4 separate regions of the Mus musculus genome follow, and regions 1, 2 and 3 are each linked to region 4. The links are chromatin loops, found by intact Hi-C in ENCODE. Cell type or tissue: left cerebral cortex. All regions are shown on one strand.

Evidence for each region. A loop is a pair of places that touch in the nucleus more often than their neighbours do. Peaks named below come from ENCODE experiments on the same cell type or tissue, not always from the same donor. Only the 100,000 strongest peaks of a DNase experiment are listed, where the experiment ranks them.
Region 1: a loop joins it to region 4, with 4 times the contacts of the local background. A loop is called at or near these places in 6 of 42 quality-filtered maps.
Region 2: it touches region 4 in a loop (2.3-fold over the local background); 2 of 42 quality-filtered maps call a loop at or near these places.
Region 3: it touches region 4 in a loop (4-fold over the local background); 5 of 42 quality-filtered maps call a loop at or near these places.

What each region holds. Positions count from the first base shown.
Region 1 is chr5:53,587,195-53,592,194 of GRCm38, forward strand. Rbpj (recombination signal binding protein for immunoglobulin kappa J region) reads left to right here and starts at 3,292. Exons shown (of 11, transcript NM_001080927.2): 1 at 3,292-3,530. The coding sequence starts at 3,511. In left cerebral cortex, CTCF peaks have their summits at 2,204 and 4,741; DNase peaks (open chromatin) are centred at 1,390, 1,504, 1,859, 2,229 and 4 more places; H3K4me3 peaks cover 3,555 bases; H3K27ac peaks cover 3,071 bases.
Region 2 is chr5:53,379,874-53,384,873 of GRCm38, forward strand. No RefSeq gene overlaps it. Among named protein-coding and RNA genes, the nearest start is that of Gm40303, 120 kb to the left of the region's middle. In left cerebral cortex, a CTCF peak has its summit at 2,139; DNase peaks (open chromatin) are centred at 24, 167, 567, 782 and 2 more places.
Region 3 is chr5:53,364,177-53,369,176 of GRCm38, forward strand. No RefSeq gene overlaps it. Among named protein-coding and RNA genes, the nearest start is that of Gm40303, 100 kb to the left of the region's middle. In left cerebral cortex, no CTCF peak of the experiment used is centred here; a DNase peak (open chromatin) is centred at 2,891; H3K27ac peaks cover 461 bases.
Region 4 is chr5:53,520,909-53,525,908 of GRCm38, forward strand. No RefSeq gene overlaps it. Among named protein-coding and RNA genes, the nearest start is that of Gm40304, 24 kb to the right of the region's middle. In left cerebral cortex, no CTCF peak of the experiment used is centred here; DNase peaks (open chromatin) are centred at 2,330, 4,209 and 4,779; H3K4me3 peaks cover 196 bases; H3K27ac peaks cover 141 bases.

The DNA.
Region 1 (5,000 bases), 66 kb after region 4:
AATCTCTGAGGATGAGGAGGCATGGTCCCATGAGAAGAGCCTCAGGCTGGGTAGAGGTGGAAGGAAGGAAGGAAGCTCACTTAGCAGACAACCTGTAGGCTAGGTGGGGAAACAGACGGGTTAGATGAAGCTAGTTGCTGAGGAGGTAGAAATGATTAGGATCTAGGTCTACTTTGAAGGTATTGTACGTGGTTTGAGACTAGTTCACTTGTGATCCCAGGTTCTTGCACAATCTTGGAGCCCAAAGTAATAACGTGAGAAGTAGTGGAATTTTCAAGAAGTTGGGCCTAGTGGCCGATATTTGATGCCTAGTGGCATCAAATCTGGCAACCAGAGATTGATCCCTGGAACCCACCTAGTAGGTGAGAATAAACTGCAAGTTGTTCTCTGACCTCCACGTGTGCCATGGCCTGTGCAGACCCACACATATTTAAAAAAAAAAGAAAGAAAAGATAACTTGATCTTTAAAAGAAAAAAAAGTTACTCTAAAAAGAATAAACCTGGCTCCCGTTCTACCTCTAGTTTTCTATCTTCCAGTCTACGTGACCTATCCGTGTGCACATACTTCTATTATTGTGACACCATCTGTTAAGGAGGACTTGCGACAACCAAACAGATGTTAGTATCATTTGCTCCGGCACCCTCCAAAGCTGGGAGCAATATTAGCTTCCTTTCCTTACATATTATGGATTAGAAAATAGACTAATAGATCTGACTAGCATGATTTTTCTTGCCGGTGCAATCCTGAATGTGTGATATATATATATATATATATATATATATATATATATATATATATAAAAGCAAAAGTAATTCCAAGGTCCTCTTAAGTGAGGGCAAAGGAATTGGCATTACTGAGAAAGGAAAACACCTTAGGTGGAGCGTTTGAGTTGAGATTAGTTTTATGACTATCAAGGCTTTCCAAGGTCTCATGGCCTTCCGTCCAACATTAGTGTCACAAACCGTCACACTAGGCCTAAAAATCCTTGAGGAAACGTTTAAAGGCATTTTACCTCCGCAACACTCTCTTGTTCTGGATGAGACATGTTTTGACATAGCGTATTAAATGGGCATACGTCCTTTTAAAAATGGGAAGTAAATAAATAAAGCGATAGGCAAACACATATCGCATACCCTTAACAAACCTTCAGTAAGCAAAGCTTTATTTCAACCAGGAGACATTAGCTATTAGAGGGTTCACTGTCCTTTAAATGTCAAAACCCAGTCTTCATTTGTGGGTGCATGATGCTAGCAAGACACTAGTCCTACACAGCACCACGCCAATCTGAAAAGTGGCAGAGTGAAGAAGGGTTCTGACAGCTCTTGGGCAAGTAAATGAATTCAAAAAGGGTGCGTGGAGAACAGCAGCCACTAACGTATCTGATGAAACAGTACCTAGAACGGGATGCTTGCTACAAAAGAATAGAAAGAGGAAGGAAACAAAACTGGCGTTTTAAGTCATCTGGGGGGGAGGGGAGACAGAAACTGGTATGTATGTAGGATTCCTTTAAAGGCTAGGAACAGACTAAGGGGAAGCTATTTAAATCGTGTTCTCGTACCACAATGCAAACGTTTGAGATCGCTAAGCTCAGCTTTCCCGGAGCCTTGCCGGCTCACAAAGCCATCGAAGACACTATAAAGGAAAACAAAACAAAACAAAAAACAAAACAAAAACAAAACAAACAAACAAACAAAAAAACCCCAAACCAACCATTGCTAGAATAGTTAAGGGAATCCAAACTTGTTGTAGAGCAAGTGAAGTGGAGGCCAGACTAGGTGACTCAGATGCATGACTCAAAGCCGACACGGGGCTGGCTGACAGCTCCCGGAGGCGGGGGGCACCACGTCTGTCACATTTCAGGAAAGTACCAGGCTCGGGAGGGCGACAGGAAGCCTCCCCGGCGCGTGCGTGAGTGTGCCGGGGCGGCCTCAGCCCGCCGCTCCCCGCCACGCGCCCACCGCCCCGCCCCGCCCCGCCTCGCGGGCGCCTGTCGGACCCTGCCTTCCGCGTCCCGGGAGCCGCACGGGACGAACACCTGTCGGGGCCCCGGCTCTGCGCGATGTAGGGCGCACGCCCAGCCGCCCGCGGGGTGGGTAGGAGAGCGCGTTCTCGCGAGGCTTAGGAAATTTCCCACGGCCCGTGTTGTGTCTGAGCCGAGCGGTGGAAGGCGCTCGGGAGGAGGTGTAGCGTGAGACTCCGGCTGCCCGCATTGCGCACATGCGCAGTGGCGCGAGCGCGCCGCGCCAATCCTGCGGCGCTCCGGAGCGGGTCTCGGGCGGGCTGATCCAGTTCTCCGGGTTTTTTGTGGCTCCCTGCGGGAGGCAGGCAATGCAGGAGCTGGGAAATCTCTTGGAAAGCAAAGGGCCGGGAAGGGGGGGGGGGGGGAGCAGGGAGGATCAGCAGGTAGGGGACCGGAGGGACAGGTCTCGGGCCACCACCTGCCGAGAGGTGTCCCAGGCAAGACAAGCATCGGGCGACAGCATCGGGCCACCGCCGGAGGAGCTGTTTCTAGGCAGTTACCTACACGTCTGCACCCACACCTACATCCTGCAAGCTGGCTGCTGCCATGAGTTCCCCAGGCAGTCGGAGCTGGGCGGGTAGCTCGCTCCCAAGTGCCCGGGCTTGTAGTGGTGGCTCTGGGGACAACCATTCGGGGCTCTGACGTGTGGGTGCAAAGTGAACATCGGGGGGTTAGGGGGGACACCTTTGCGCGAGGCTGACCTCGGGATGACCCCAGCTCGCATCGGGGAGAAGCGGCGAAAGGCACAGAGCTTATCCCCTAATGCTTTTCCCCTGCAGAGCTCTTGGGAAGGGTCAGCTCACGCGGCGATCACGCCTGTCTCGCCGCGTGTGCGGGTCGTGCGGGAGCAAATGAATGGAGACAGTCGCTGGCAGGTCACCGGGGACCGGGGCTCTGTCCCGATCTCCGCCGCTCCGGCACCTGATACTGAGATTAGCATAAGGGAGGTGTCCAGTGAACGTCGGAATGAATGAAAAAGGCTGGGAACCCGCGGCGAGCGGGAAGCCACTTGGAAAACACCCACTCGAGGAGGCGTCTCCTCTAGGCCTGTGAGACGCTCGCATTTTCCCAGGACCCCTCCTCCCGGCCCCGGGGCCCCGCCTCCTGACCCCTCCAGTCCCGGTCCCCGTAGTAATGCCCTCCGGTTTTCCTCAGTCTCCACGTACGTCCCCGAGGGCGCGTCCCAAAACCCGGATAACCGGAGCGCTCCCCATGGACTACTCGGAGGGCTTGTCCGCGGAGGAGCGGCCTGCGCATGCTCCATCGGCGGGGTAGGTTTCTAGGGAAAGGCAGTGAGCAGATCCCTTAGTCCGCGGGCGGCGCGAGGCGGCTGGCTCCCGGCGGCGGCGGCGGCGAAGCGGGGAAAGACGGCGCGGGGGCCGGGTGGCAGCGATCGGCGAGGCCGAGGGAAGGGGCGGGGGAGAGGAGCAGGGAAAGGCGGCGGGGGGAATCTCGCGAGGGTTGGAGTTTTGGCGAGAGTTTGTGGAAGATGGCGCCTGTTGTGACAGGGTAAGTCTGAGGGGGCAGCGAGTGCTGGGAACCGGGAAAGTTGCGGGCGTCTGACCGCCGGCGGCAGGCGGCGGGCCGGGGCCGCGCGGCGCGCCGGGGCCTCGGGAGGCGGCGCGGGGCGGCGACGCGATGGCGCGGGCCGGTGCGGGGCTCGCCCGTGCGCCGCGGTGGAGCGGGCTCCGGGCGCGTGAGGGCGGGCGGTGGCGAGGCCGGCGGCTGCGGGCGGAGTGCGGCCGGCGCGCGGGGCCGTAGGCACCGTGCCCGGCGCGCGCCCCCCTCGGCGGGCCTGGCGGGGATCCCGGCGCAGCTTTGTTCCCCGTGCGTGGCCCGCGTCGCCTGTCCTCCCAGCCGCTGCCCTGGGCGCCGGAGCGCTTTGTCTGTGTGCGCTGCCCCCCGCGATTCTGCCCCCAGCCCTTTGTTTCGCCGCCTTAGGCTCTCTGTGGGAGCCGCTGCGCGCCCCGCATCCCGTCTGCACCTCCACTCCGCCCGCTGTCCCTCCTCCCGTGCCCCTTTGTTGTATCCCTCTCTTCAGTAGCTGGGTGACCTGCCATAGCCCTGGCACCAGATTACTGCCGTTCTCTTTCTTCCATTGTCTTTCTCGTGTGTATCCCCTCTCACCTTTTTCTCTTTGGTCCTCACCCCCCCCCCCCAAGGCTTTGTCTCCCCTATGTAGTGTCTCATTCTCTTAGCATCCCCTTCCCCTCGCGTCACTGCCTGATTTATCCGCTGCCCACTGTGTCTGTCTGTTGAACTGTCTCAACCCCGGGGACTCCATCTGGTGCTTCTAAGTGCGCACAGACTCTAGGGTTTGCTTTTGTTGTTTGAGTCTGGGAGATGCTTGAGATACTTAAGTTTGCTCCTTCCGCGCCCCTCCTTTCTTCCTTCGCACCCATTTCTCTCGGGATCACACCCCTACCCACCCCTATGCGCCCCTCTCTTGGGATTAAAACGACCCCACTTTTCTTTGCCATCTTTCTGGGCCCGTGATTGTTTTGCTTGGTAAGAGTAGCGCTGGAAAAGGATCTCGATTTCTTGATGGTTATTGCCGTCCCCATCATTGGCTTCTGACGGCCCCAGGCCAAGGGCATCCGCAGTAGCCTTGCACCTGGGTTACCTGAGGGCTAATGGAAGGGTATATTTTAAGACTGTTAGAAGTAGGCTCAAAGGTACTTCCCACCCCCCCACCCCACCCCCTGTTGGTGATGGAGAATAGTTTCAGATATTCGCAGTGGATGTGCGTTTGATGTGAATAGGAGGTGAGTGAATTTTGATGTTGTAAACTTGTGAATGTTGGGCTGATGAAGTTTATCTTTTTTTTTTTCCCCTGGAATTTGTATCTACAGTTTTAATGACTTTTCGGAGACATCTGGCTTGGGAATTTGATCAATGGCTTGCTTCTTCATAATTTAAATGAGTTTACCATTTATGGTTGTTTGAATTTGCAGTTTGAGTGTGTAGTTTGTGATTTTT
Region 2 (5,000 bases), 140 kb before region 4:
CCGAGGGGATCCGAGGCTCCCCAGAAATCTGGCCTTTTCGGCTCCATCAACATGTTAGCGAAGAAGGTCCTGCGAGAGAGGCTGGGGCCAGACTGACTGAAGCAGGGCAGTAATAAAAACGGCTGCTGTTATGAGGGGGAAAGTTAATATTTCCAGGGTGTTCACTCCATGTGGGGCTTGTTGAAAGCTTGTGCATGTTTTCCCTTTTATTTAATCCTTACAACATGCCTGGTACAGTCCAGATAGGAATTTTGTCTGCTCAGTTAAGCTCCATGGCCCGAAAGAAGAAACACTCAGAATGACCTAGTGTCCTTTCCAGGGCCATAGACTTATACAATGGAAATATTCTCCTATATATTAATATTTATATATGTACATATGTATGCATTGTTTAAAATAAAGGTTTTCACTATGACATCTTCATGCATGCATATCATGTATTCTGCTCATATTTCCCCCCACCCCCTCACTCCCACCCCCTTATCTCCTCCTCCTGCTGCTGGCCGCCTTCCACGGAGCTGAAATTAAATCCCAGTGTAACGGTAGAGCCAGCCTGGGAGGTGTGGAAAAGTGAATTCTGGAAGTTCATTCATTCACATCCTTTTATACCACAATTGACATGACAGCTAAAAAAAAAAGATACATTTGAGGACTTAGAGCAAGCTAGATTAAGTTCCAGTTTTGCTTTCTTGGGTCTGGGAGATGGCTCAGTGGCTCAGAGTGCTTGCTGTCAAAGCTGGAAAATCTGAGTTCAAATCGCCAGCACCCACTCAAAGGCTGAGCTTGACTGTGCCTGCCTGTAACTGCAGTGGGTGGAGACAGGGGGATGCTGTGAGCTCTGCAGCCAGCCAGACACCCTGTCTCAACAAATAAGATGGAGAGCCATAGAGGGTGGTTCCTGCACTCTCTTCTGACCTCTGCGTTACACGTCTGTATGTTACACAGACACGCATACCCTCACATACGCATGCATATACACCATACCATACCACCCATGCCTCCTGTCCACCAGTTACCTTGATTTCCTTACTAAAAGTAAGGAGAGTAGCAACCTCCAAAGCCAGAATCGTGAAGCCAGAAGTGGTTCAGAGCCCAGCACAGACTAAATCCCTAGTAATTATTCCACAATTTGACCACACCCAGGTCAGGGGAAACATGGAGCTTGGTGTGGACACCCCGGCTCATGCTGGAGTTCTGTGGCCACCACCTTCTCAAACACTCATTCATCCATTGAATGGGACAAAGGGGACAATAGTGATGGCCGTATCAGGGACCACTCACAGCAGGGCGAGGAGCAAGGAAGCAATGTATGCAAAGCACATTCTGCATCGCTGAAAGAAAGACTGTGGAAAGACTCTTGGTTGTCTTTGGAAACCCCCATATGGTCCTCTCCCTTTGGAGCACAGGCTTACACACTGCACGTTGTCATTAGGCACAGAGAAAGAAACAGCAGAAACCCAACCTTCAAAGGTCTTTGGTGCTCTAGGGGGAAGATGGGACCAACACAAATAAAGCATTCATTAAAAAACAAAAATGACATGTCATATACACACATACTGTAGATAATCACTAACAGCCGCGTGGAGACATGAGCAAGGCTGTGGGACTATGCCAGAGTGCCTGGGACGACATCTGAGAAGTTTCTGGAAAGAAGGGGAATTTCGGAAGGATGGAGGTCAGTCCCTCTAGAGGGGAGCTACATTTCATTCTCTGCCAGTCTTACCTGTCCTTTTCCCTAGAACATAGTAGGTGCCTTATGTTGGCTCCCTGAATGAGAACAGGAAATGGCACGAGGGAACTCCAGGGAGGGTGTGGACAAACAGTGGGCTGGTGACTCAGAGGGGAGCTGAGCGCTCCGTGGAGTTTATTTTTCTTTCGTGTTCTCTGCCAGAGGCTGGCCCATGATAGACCCAGAGGGCCAGTTTTCCTTTGGAGAGAAGGAGTCGGGAAGGCGAATTCTATTTATGTAGTCTGGTTACATCTCACTTTTGTATATTTCTTAAGTACACAAATCCTTCCTAATACCAGGATCTCAATATGAAGGAAAAAAAATCCCCCCTCCCGCCCAGTGGACAGAGACAGTCTTGTTGTGCCTGCTTAGGGACAGTTATGTGGCATCGTGATGCATCTTCTTGGTTGAGCTGAAGGTGGCTCTGCAGAGTCTCCTTTCCTGGGTGTTCGGCCAGACAGGAGAGTAGAGCTAGGAGAGAAGTCTGCCTGAGGTTTGGAGGACAAGCCTGGCCAGCAGGCTTCCACGGCTGCTAGAGAGCAGTGGCCAGCCTTGTGCGTTCACTGTGCCTGGGTTCACTTTCACTGTCCACAAGGTCTTGCATACAGATCTCATGACAGCTTTGGAGGAGTGGAGGCACTGACTCGACTCCTGTCCATCCTCACATCCTCACAGGCTCCAAGTTCTCTTTTACATCTGCCTTTGCTTTCCAGCTTCCCAGCCCCTGACCTTCATGATGCTCTGGCAGCCCTTTAGAGGTGCTTAGCGAGTCACTGGATGCAGAGAGTCAGTTTCTATTGAAAACCACTGAATCACACTCATCTTCAGGACCCTTGGATGGTGATTATTCAGCCTCTGAAAGACTCCTGCCTGGTACCAGTGCAGTGTCTCCAGTCTGAGAATGGATCCTAGTGCTATGTGCCAAAGAGAGTGCTCCCAATCCACTCAATGGTGATTGATTTGGGGACAAGTTTGTGACCTGGAACACCAGTGGCAGCTCCAGGGAAATCTTTCTTTGATCGGACACCTGGATGCAGAGACAGGTGGCCATCAGCTGAGTGTGATGGCCCAAACCTAGAATCTTAGTCCGAATCAGAAGATGGAGCAGGAGAAGCAGGAATGTAAGTCCGTCTTGTATTACATTAGGGTATCTTTTAAAAAAGAAAAAAGAATATGAGAGGTATAAGGGGCAGGAAGGCTGTATGTTACTAAATCTGGATATTGGCATCATATCTGGACAGGTTTAAACATGCTAGGCCCAGAGAGTTGCACTATTAGGAGGTATGGCCTTGTTGGAGGAAGCATGACACCTTGGGGGTGGGCTTTGAGGCCCTCCTCCTAGCTGCCTGGAAGCCAGTCTTCTCCAGGCTGCCTTTGGATCAAGATGTAGAACTCTCAGCTTCTTCAGCACCATGTCTGCCTGTAAGCTTCCATGCTTCCCACCGTGATGATAATGGACTGAACCTCTGAACCTGTAAGGCAGCCCCAGTTAATTGTCCTTTATAGAGTTGCCTAGGTCATGGTGTCTGTTCACAGCAGCAGTAACCCTAACTAAGAGACAAGACAAGGACCAGGATAGAGGGAGGAGATGAGAAGAGCATGAGCCCCCATCATACGGTCAAACTTTCTAGAAATTGCTACCTTGTAGTTCCACTTACGGGAGAAGATATATTTTCCCACTGTTTAAGATGGCTTCTTTCTCCCCATCTTCTCATTTAAAAAGTTAACTTTTAAAGTTTGTGCACATGTGTGTATCTGTCACAACTGTGTAGGCCTTTAGAGGCCAGAGGAGAGCATTAGATTCCCTGAAGCTGGAGTTAGAGGCTATTGTGAGCTGCCCAGTGGAGGTGCTGGGGTCTGACTTGAGGCCTGTGAAGAGTGGCAAGCACTTTAACTACTGAGCCAGCTCCCTAGCCCCTTCTTCTTTTAAATCTACTTTCTCTTTCTCCCTCTCTCCCTTCCCCCCCCCCCTTCTTTCTGTATGTATGTGATATGTTGAGGGACATTCCCATGGCCACCGGAGGACAACTTTGTGGAGGTGAATCTCCTCTTCCACCTTTGCCTGGGTTGTGGGATAGAAATCAGTTTATCAGGCTTTTGCTGGACTCACCTTTATCCATAGAGCCATCTCTCCCACCCCGGCTTCCTACTTGAAGCCAGAAGCATCTCCATCAAATTTTTTTAATCCCAGCACTCAGGAGGTAGAGGCAAATAAATCTCTGTGAGTTTGAGGCTAGCCTGGTTCAGGACAGCCAGGATTACATAATGAAAGCCTGTCATACACACAACACACACACACGCACGCACACGCGCGCACACACACACACCATATACATACACATAGGCTAGAAGGGCCCCTCTCCACTGGCTTTACCTGTCTCTCGTCTCTAGCTTGGCTTCTGCTCTGTGCGGAAATATATTTAAAATATTTAAGGAAACGCTTATAATTTAGTGTGTGTGTGTGTGTTTGTGCATGCACATACGTGCTACAGTGTGTATGTGGCAGTCAGAGGACAACTTGCAGGCATCGAGTCTCTCCTTCTACTGTGTGGGTCCTGAGGGTTAAACTCAAGTCATCAGACTTGGCAGCAAGCCTCTTTGCCTGCTGAGCCTTCTCACTGGCCCTTCTTTTTCTGTCTCATGCCAGCGGGCTCCTGTTTGGTTTTGCCAAGAAGAAACACCGATAAAAACTGGGAAGACCTCCTTTTGTCTTCCAGTGTGTAGCAGATCGTCTCCACCAGGAGCCCACAGCCTCATAGGTATCTCTTCCCAACTCCTGTCAGTCTCCTCTAGTCTCTTTACCGAGTCACAGGAGAACACCAGCCACGCACCCTCAGGAACAGTGGGCTAGCTGCTCGGGTTCCTTCATCTACTGAGCTCTTGGTGACATCAGAACAACCCCTAGACCACCATCTTGGGAATATGGATACTAGATTCTTGCCACCTGCTTGCAGGACCCTCCGAATGCAAGCTCTGTGGTTTCTTTCAGACCAGCACTAGCAATCCATGAGACCCTCGTCCAAGGTTCCAAGTTCTGATAATCAGCCGCTCCACAGTTAACTCCGTTACCTGTGAATTACCTGTCTCAGGGGTGCCCCAGCTCCCTTATTTTGATGGCTCCATGTAGGCTATGGGCTGAATACTGTAGATGTGTGTCCTCTAAAAGTTCTGATGTTGGAAGCTTGGTCACCACTGTGTGAAGTTAAAATGGAACCTTTCAGGTGGTGAGGATAATTGGAAGTCATTAAGTCAAGGGGCTGGAGGCAGCCTT
Region 3 (5,000 bases), 160 kb before region 4:
CACTACAGTGCACACACTGGTAGAAGCAATGGGTGATGACGCGAGTTCAGAACAAGGCTTCCTAGCTGGGCAGCACAGGTGCGAGAGAGCGTGGCTACTACACAGGAGGAACAGTGTTCCCTGAGAACCAATGATTTCCCAGAGAGTGACTCTTCAGGTCCGCTGAGGGGCTTTCAGACAGCCAGGTCTGATCCAATGCTCAGGGCTGAAACCTTGCCTCCTTTATTTGCTACTTGCCCTAGGGTTTCTGATAAACATCACAGCCAAAAGCAACTTGGAAAGGGAAGGGTTTATTTCACCTTCCAGTTCATAGCCATCCCTCAAATGTTTTCCATTCAGGCTTTGGTCCCTAACAGGCCACAGGTTGCCCTTTCAAAGTGGCCTTTGTGATGGTAAATGCAGTGGTCAGTTTTCAGACCTCACCTTCTTGATTTATTGGTAGGATTTTTCTTTGTTAAAGAGGTGTGTGTGTGTGTGTGTGTGTGTGTGTGTGTGTGTGTGTGTTGTATACATTTAGGGGCTTGCCTGACCATGTGTGGGAATGAGGTTGGAGGTTGCTAATAGGTTTTTTTTCTCTATTGACCTCGACCTTAGTTTTTGAAGCCAAGGTCTCTCATTGAACTGAGAGCTCACCATGTAAGCTAGACTGTGGTTAGCCATTGAATTGGGATCCAATTCACTCCCCCTATGCAAAGGTGCAGTTAGATGTGTACGCTGCCCTGCCTTGCTTTTATGTGGGTGCTGAGAGAGGATCTCAAGTCTCTAGCCCCGTTATCAGCAGGATTTAACATTGCATTCAGCCCTCCTTTTCAAAGTCCTTTCTGCTTTTGACTTCTAAGACAACCCGCCTGGCTTCCTGTCATTCCCTGGCTGTCCCTTCTCTGTCCTCAGACTCTGACATACTCTAGCCGTCTACTCAAGAACTCATCTCTCCTCTGTCCACACTTGCTCCCTTGAGAGTTCTTCCATGTTTCTGCTGTGTGTCTTCATACTCCCCACTCCTGCTCCGTAGCTCAGGCCTTTCTTCTGAACTTCAGACTTTCTGCCATCCGCTTGCTCGGCATGACCCCTGGAAGTACTAACAGGTGTCATGACCTTAATGCATCTCTGAGACTCCCAACCTTCCCCTCTTATCCTTATTCATAGCTTCCTACACCTGGGAACCCAGCGCCATCTCCCCAGATGCCTGACTTTGATCCTCACCACTCACATAAAATGCTGGGTGTGGTGGCACAAACTTGTAATCCCAGGGATAGGTGGATCCCTGGGGCTTGCTGGCCAGCCATCTTAGCCTAATCAGTAAATCCCTGTCCCGTTGAGAGAGAGCCTGTCTCAAAACCTAAAGTGGATAGATAGTACTGGAGGAAGGACAGTGGAAATTGAACTCTGGCCACCACTTATGTGCACATTTGCACACATGCTTGTGTGTCCTGCATTCACATATACAAAAATGCACATAGACACACAGACACATAGACACACACAGAGGCTCTACCCAAACACCCTGTAAGACCTAACCATTCCTCATCCTTCCCACTGGTCCATCTTACTCTAAGTATCCCAACCTCACCCAGCTTCATCCCCTGGAACTCACAGTGTATCTATCAGCAGAGCGTTCCCCCTAGTCACCCACGCCATTTCTCTGACCAAAGTGTTCCAGCAGCATACAGTCCCACATACAGAGATTCTGTTGTCCCCACCACACCCTGCAAAGCCTTTCACTTTCCAAACCCTACATAACACCTGTCTGCTAGCTTCCTCACAGCTGATCCAACCACGCTGAAATTGGCTCCTCAAATATCATCATTTCAACATAGGACCTTGGAACTTGTTGACTCTTTTGTCTGGAATGTTCTTTCCAGCGATATTCTCTTCTTTTGCACCTTTCAGTTATTTATACATTTTTTATTTGCAAATTGGAATTCTTTCTTGACTACTCTAATGAAAACCACAGCTAGTTCCACTGTGATTCTCCTTCCCCTGGCTGCCTTAGGCTTCCCCACATGATCTGCTTATAATTTCCTTACCTCTTCCTGTATTGTGAGCCTCTCCTCTCTGGACTATAAAACTCCCAAGAGCAGAGTTTTATAATTTCTTTCCAGTGCTTTGTAACCAGTGCCTAGGATTCTCACTGCCTGGTGTATAATGCTTCTTGAGTGGTGTGATCTGGAGCTGGCATTGACAGTCGAAAGGTCTTGCCTCTTTGACATTAGCGAGCAGAGTATGATGACAGAGGACCTGGGCTGTCTATGTGACTGTCCACAGGCATCAACTGTTGTCTTCTGGCCTCAGGACACATCTGTAAGCTCCTTAGGGGTGAGGACTATGTCTAGCAACCTCTAACTCTCTCCACCCAGCATCAGGGCTACCTAATAATGTCTTCATTAAAAAGCAAGAAAAGAGCCTTTGGGGCTGTATTGATAGCAGTTAAAAAATAATTAGAGTGCCCACTGTGATTACAGGTGACCTGGGTTTGGTACCAACCACCCACATAAGGCAGGCAACAACAGCTTGTACTTATAGTTCTAGGAGATCCTATGTGGCCACCTACATACAGGTGGTGCACATAAACTAATGTGCACACACACTATAAAATGGGGGTGGGAGGCTCCTGAAGATGGTCTTTTCTGGTCTGGTCTGGAAGCACTCAAAACAACCAATTTAACCTCCCTCCCCCTTTGCTTGGGGCCAGCTGCAAACTAAATTTATTCACTTACTTATTCAGCCAGCCAATTAAATGCAGCTTTGAAATCCTGCAATTGTTGTTATTATAAACAGTTTTCTCAAAAAGAAAATAAAAAGTTCTTGTTCCCCCTACTGCTTTCCCTAAATGCATATTTGTTCTAAATAGAAACACCACTGCCCCCATCCCTTCTGTACAAATACCAAATGTACTGTCTGGCCAGACCCGGGACATTTTTAGCTTACCATCTCCTCCGCAGAACTTTGGAGAACATTTCCCTGAAGAAGGCTATCCCTCCCTCATCCCTTAAAGGCATAGATAGGTGCTCACTAGCCACAGATGTGTGCCATACACTTCAGAGGGTACAGGCCATGCAGTGGACAGATGGTAACAAGCAAATGCCGCCCCCGCCCCCCCCCAGCTGCTTGTAGAAGCTGAACTCACTCTTCCCCCCACCCCCTTCCTAGGGCTTCCCAGCTGTGCTGATCATCCACTGACGTCATGGTCCTTGTTTCCCCCAACCAGACAGAGGTAGCTGAGAAGCTCTGCCTGTCTGGGACTGAGTAGCTTTGGCCTTTCTGATGGTTCATTAGTCAGGGTTCATGAGAATCACAGAACTTATGGAATGTCTCTATATATTAAGGGAAATTATTGGGATGGCTTACAGTCTGCAGTCCAACTAATCCGACAATGGGCAGTTGTCAATGTAAAGTCCAAGAATTTAGTAGTTGCTCCATACCATGAGGCTAGGTGTTTTATCTGGTTTTCTGTATAAGCTGGAATCCTGAAGAAGTAGGATATGCTGGCAAGAAAGTGCAAGCAGGCAAAGAAGAAGAAAGCCTTCCTTCTTCCATTGTCCTTAGGTAGGCCTCCAACAGAAGCTACGGCCCAGATTAAAGGTATGTTCTACCAAGCCTGGATTTAGAACTTTCTCTGTCCTAGGCTGGCCTTGAACTCAGAGATCTGCTTGCCTCTTTCTTCTGGAATTAAAGATGTGTGTCATCTCATGTCAAGATCCAGGTCAGGAGCCTGTGTCTTCAAGCCTCAAGATCTGGATCACAGTTGTACCTTCCATTTCGGGATTATAGTTCATTCCAGATGTAGCCAAGTTGACAACCAGGAATAGCCATCACAGATGGTGATGTTCCCAGTGACATCTGAATGTCTACTGACAGGACACCCTGTGGTCCACACTTCCTATACAGACTGACAGTGGCTGACTCCATGGTTCAAGTGTCTCTCTTGAAGGGTTTATCTCAGAGGAAAACACACCTGCTGGCTCAAGCACCCATTAGTATTTAGAGTTTGCTCTGAATTGTCATACTCTACAGAGACAACGTCTGGTTATAGTAATTACACTGAGTGAAAGGGATGAACTCAGCCATGGAAGTACTGCTAAGACCTTCATCATGGTTTTTCTGTATTAGAAATTATTTATTTATGTGTGTGTGTGGGGGGGAGGAGATATGTGTGCCCTGGCACATGAGTGTAAAACTTTGTAGGTGTTGGTCCTTTCCTTCTACCATGTAGATAACTGGAATTGAACTTAGACCATTAGGCTTGGTAGCAAGCACTTTTCATGCTGAGCCATGTTGACATCTATGCTGGCTAGTTTTATGTCAACTTGACACAAGCTAAAGTCACCTGAGTAGGGAAACTCAATTAAGAAAACGGCTCCATAAACTCTGGCTGAACCCAAGCCTGTGGGACATTTTCTTAATTAGTGATTGATGGGGAAGGGTCCAGTCCATTATGGGTGATGCCATCCCTGGGCTGGTAGTCCTAGAGTCTATAAGAAAGCAGGCTGAGCAAACCATGTGGAACAAGCCAGTAAGCAGCATACCTCCATGGCCTCTGATGTGTTAGAGTAGCGGCTCCAGTTTGAACACAGCACACTAGGCCAAAACAGTTCCATGTGTAAAAGGTTTATTGGGAGAGAGAGGGGCAAGGAAGGTGGTGGCAGAAAGAGAAGGGGGGAAGAGAGAGAGGGAGGGAGGGGTGTTCCATATATATGGATAATGACATAACGCAGGTAAAGGTGGGAGGTGAGCTAAGTGGATTCTGAGAATATGGTGGCTGTTGTCTTGGCAACAGGTCTGTAGGTCCTGCCTATGTGATGTCACAGGTTTCAGGGGCCCTGATGCCAACAGCCTCTATATTAGCTTTTGCTTCCAGTTTCCCACCCTGTCCTGACTTCCATTGATGATGAACAGTAATATGGAAGAGTAAGCTAAAATAAACTCTCTGCTTCCCAGGTTGCTTTGGTCATGGTGTTTCATCACAGCAATAGAAACCTTAAACTAAAACAGCATCCCTC
Region 4 (5,000 bases):
TAGGTCACATAGAATATTATTAAAAATAAAAAGAATATAAAAAGAAAATAAAAATAAAAATATCTTTAGGATAGGCAAGAGATTGTGTCAAAGGATGTCAGCTCTCCTGGTCTCAAAAGAACATAATTGCTAAAACTAATGGTGGGCTCCAATCTGGGATTTGGAGGTGAATAAATACAGTTTAGAGGCTGTAGAGGCTTCCTGCTTTGAATTTAAAAAAAGCCAGGACATTTGCAAATATTTTTAGCTGTGATGTTTATGGAGGGCTAAGAATATTAGCCCAGAATGTTGGGTTCTGCGACTAACTGTTGGTTTGTACATTGTAAGTAATTTAGGCTATTGGATAGAACCCTGATCTACTGCAGTTTCTTCCTTCATTTCTTGCCTTAAAAGGGCAATAGTGAGAAAAATCACTTTAACCAGAATGTTCTACAAGCACTTAGTAAAAACCTGTGGAACAAGACCGTGGTGCCAAAGGCATTTATAGTGCACCCAAAGGAAGCAGAAGATGAAACAGCCACATGTGACAATTTAGCACATCACAGAAGAAGAATCCATCAAACGGAAGGCAGGACTAACTCCAGCAATACAGCAGCTTTGTGCTCATGTCCTCACGCCTCCTGGGATCTGGGAAAGTGGCATCTCCCCAGGGGGATTGTTCCTACACAAACCCGATCAGTGTTTTTCCCCCTACATTGCGTCTTAGCTTAACATGTAATTTAATTTATCATCTATCATGAACTGAATGCCACCTTCCATCTACCACGAGTCAAACTTTCTTAAAGTCAGAGAGTCTTGCATTTCATCTATTACCAACTCCTTAACCACTAGGACAGTGTTTTTAGCACATACTAGGTATTCAAGAAAACTTGGTTGGTGAAGTGCTGAAGTGAATAGTATTATATGCTATCAATAGTCAGAATATTTATTAACATGAACAATTCAAACTAGGTACTAAGAAAATTCTTCTTGGGGCTGGAGAGATGGCTCAGCGGTTAAGAGCACTGACTGCTCTTCTGAAGGTCCTTAGTTTAAATACCAGCAACCACATGGTGGCTCACAACCATCTGTAATGAGATCTGATGCCTTCTTCTGGTGTGTCTGAGAACAGCTACAGTGTACTGGCATATATAGTAATACAGTGCATACATAGTAATAAATACATTTTAAAATATATTTTCTTTATTTACATTTCAAATGTTATCCCCTTTCCTAGTTTCCCCTCTGAAAATCCCCTATCCCCTCCCTCTCCCACTGATCACCAACCCATCCACTCCCACTTCCTGGCCCTGGCATTCCCCTATACTGAGGCATAGTACCTTCACAGGACCAAGGGCCTCTCCTCCCATTGATGACTGACTAGGCCATCCTCAATAAATAAATCTTTAAAAGAGAAAAGAAAAAAAGGAAAGAAAAGAAAAGAAAGGAAAGGAAAAGAAAAGAAAAATCTTCTTGGAATACGTGAAGTGATTGGTTTTCAAACCAAAACAAATTGATCTAATCAAATATAGCAATAACAACACTGGTTTTGAATTTTAGGCTGACTTACTTCCATTTAACTTAGTGACTAGATCAAGGCATTAACTTTGGTTTACATGGATGTCTTAAAGTACTGATTCCAGGGGCCAAAGATGCATCTCTAAATGAGTTTAAATAATTAAAACATACCTACTGGAATGCATTGGTTACTTCGTGTTCTCATGACAGCACCTGATAGAAACAAGGGAAGTGTGTTCTCTTCTGACTCAGGGTCTCAGAGACCTCAGTCCATCGCCACAGCAAGTCAGAAAGGATAGCCCACTTCGTGGTAGCAGGAGTGAGTGCTGGAAGCTGTCCATACCTCAAAAGACCAGAAACCACAGAGCAAGGAGGGCATACAATGACCAAGGCCCACCCCTTATGACTTATCTCCACCAGCAAGGTTCCAGAGTCTCCCACAATAGTGCCAGAGCTAAGGAACAGGCATTCAAAACGTAAGCCCACAAGAAGCTGTTTCAGTTCAACCCACAGCATTTTCTGCACTCTTCTCTTGGTCCCTCCTAGCCGAACCTGAAGCAGCTGACTGTGGGGAGGATGCTTAGCACAAAGGCACAAAGTCATCTATGTTGATAGGATGTGGTAGGGTAACCTTCTTGTCATTGCTAGGGAACCCTCTCTCTGTCTTTGTCTCTGTCTCTCTGTGTGTCTCTGTCTCTCTCTCTCCTGCTCACTCTCGCTCTCTTTCTCTCTGGACTCTCAAATACTATTAAGAAAAGCTCACTGGGGCACCCAGCCAAGCCTGCCTGCTCCCAGTGTAACACACACTCAGAAATTATGTCTTTCTGTCCTTTGCTCTTCAAGCAAAGAGTCCGCCTCCTCAGCCTCCTGCCAGCTAGGATCCTGATGAGCTAATTCCCTTCAGGGTGGGAATGACAGATTGTTGGCTAGGCTGGCCTTCTGTTTTCTTTACCACCAGTGTGAGGCCCCAGTTAGGGAAACTTGGGAGAGAAGAGAACTTCCAAATAGCCAGTGCCTAGAATCTGCCTGAACGTTTAATGTATTAAACAAGGTCATCTCCAAGCAGGTAGACGATATCACTCCCTAAAGAGCTGAAGTTTATGAGAGATAAGTACAGACAGGCTCAAAACCCTTTCTGTAGTATCGTGTCGTTCCACGACTAGATAAGGCCAGAGATAGAATTCTGGAGACTGATGCAGGATTTCCAGAGCAGAAATTTGTAGCACAAAAAGAAAAGACCTCTCTATGCCCTGTGAGCTTAAGGGGGTCCGCTCCTCCTTACAATTTCCATTTCCTCATTTGCAAAAGGAGAGAGTATAATAGCATCGGTACTCCTAATTTCCTGCTAGAAAATCACTCTGATACTCAGTTGCTTAGAACAGTGGTCATCCCTCCAGACCAGGAAGTTGGGAACAGCTTTGGTTGGGAAACTGTCACTGGGGTCCTTCATGAGGTCTCAATCATATGTCAGCTGGTGTTTGCCCTCCTCTGAAAGTCTATTTAGAGCAGCAGAATCCCGTTTAAGATTGTCCACCTACACACAACCTAGCCTCTCTCCAATGGCCGGTGTGCATATTAAGAAAATGGTACCAGCTTCACCCAGCCAGCCACTCCAAGAGACCAAGATAGCAGCTGCAGGGGCTTCACACCTAAGTGCAGCCGCCAATTCTTTGCTGGGAGGGACCACATCAGGACTTCTTTAGAGATATCTATATGAGTGCTTACAGTTGTAAGACGGAACAAGTGAAACACCTGTGTTAAGTGAAGTAGTGAACACCGCTAAATGATAGTTACCAACCTGTGTTATCTGCCTGCGCGGTCTCAGGCTGGTGCTCTCTCCTAGTTCTCTTTTATTGGGTTTTAACAAGATCCTACCTTGTGAAATACTCAAGCTCCCATTAGAAACCAGCAATAAGAAACCCCAAATCCACAAAGTTGAGACAGAGTAGCAAACACCAGTGCAGGCGGCTCTTCCAGCTAATCGCTTCTGGCTACTGGGTTGCTTGGCGCTGAGTAGATTACTCAATTTACCAGCCTCAGAAACTCCTGGGAACTCCTACACAGCCACAGTAACAACAAATGTCCCTTTCTCCATATTCTTAGAGGCAAGTGTCACCAGCACGTTACCAAAGGTGTTCAGTTTATATTCTGCAAATGGTTCTGAGTTTATACTTTGCAAAACGCTACTGCAAAAAAAAAAAAACAGTAATAAATATATATATATATATATATATATATATATATATATATGTTGCATTGTTTTGTTTTGTTTTGTTTAAAACTTTATGGCCAAATAAAATTTCAAGAGACTGCCTAGTAAGCCCTTTTCTGAAGACTGCCAGTGCCCACGGAGTCCCGAGTTAAAGGCTCTAAGAAGTCCTACAATTAGAAGCAAATATTCATATTTAGTGGGATTGGGGTCGGCGTTTTGCTGCTTCTTAGAGCCTCACACACCCGTTCCTCCACCTCAGGACAAGTGTCAGTCAACCTTCCTCCATGGAAGGGAACAGTGCTTCACGGGGCTGAGTGCAACCTCCCACCAAGGTCTGAACGTTTCACCCACAGGAAGAGTTTACCTCTGTGATCCGCTGCCTCTGCCTTGTATCACAATGTGCATTGTGTTGGGCCATTGAGAGAGTTAAGTAAGGGAGCTCTCTAAGCTTCTGTGTAGATCACATAGCCAGGCTGAGAGGAGCAGGGAGTGGGAGGGAGGTGTGAGCCTTTAATCCCAGCCAACAGAGGCAGGCAAATCTCTGAGTTTGAGGCCAACCTGGTTTAACAGAACAAGTTCCAGGATAGCTGAGGCGTCACAGAAAAACCCTGTCCAAAAAAAAAAAAAAAAAAAAAAAAGATTCTGGACCCAGCTTGACCCTTTGGGCCTGATCTTATTGGCTTTATCATTGAGGAGCAAATATATTTGATCTTTTTCACGTTCCTTAGCTTCCCAGCCTCTGCTTTCTTGTTTGTGGAACAAGGAGGGTGACTGTGTATCTCATAGCTTTCACATGGGGTTAAAACAAAATTAGCCATGTCCGGTGTGGGATACAGGCTTTGCACACCGCAAGAACTCTGAGCATTGTTCAGACTGCTGGGGCCAGAGGTTACCGAGCTGCTAAGTGACAATGTCAGTAAATGACAAGCTGACTCTGGTCAAATGCATGCTTTCCGCTTGTACAGAAAAATGAGATGCAGGCATTTTTGTTGCAGCTTGGGAGAGCCCATTGTGTCAGCAGTTGGAGGCCCGTGGGTGGGGTTGCAGGGAGATATTTAAAGACAAGGAGGCAGGTGGCTGGGCAGATGGGGGCGGCAGGGTTTATACACTCAGGACAGCCGGGGACAACGAGTGGCAGCGTCTGCAAGACGCCAGCTTTGTCCCCACAAAGCAGCAGGTGAAGCCACAGAGCGTCCACACTCCAGATACCCAGAGAGAGCCCAGCCAGAAGCAAACACTTGGCAGGGATGGGCGGCCACATTTGCCTTTTTCAATCAATCAGCCAACAATT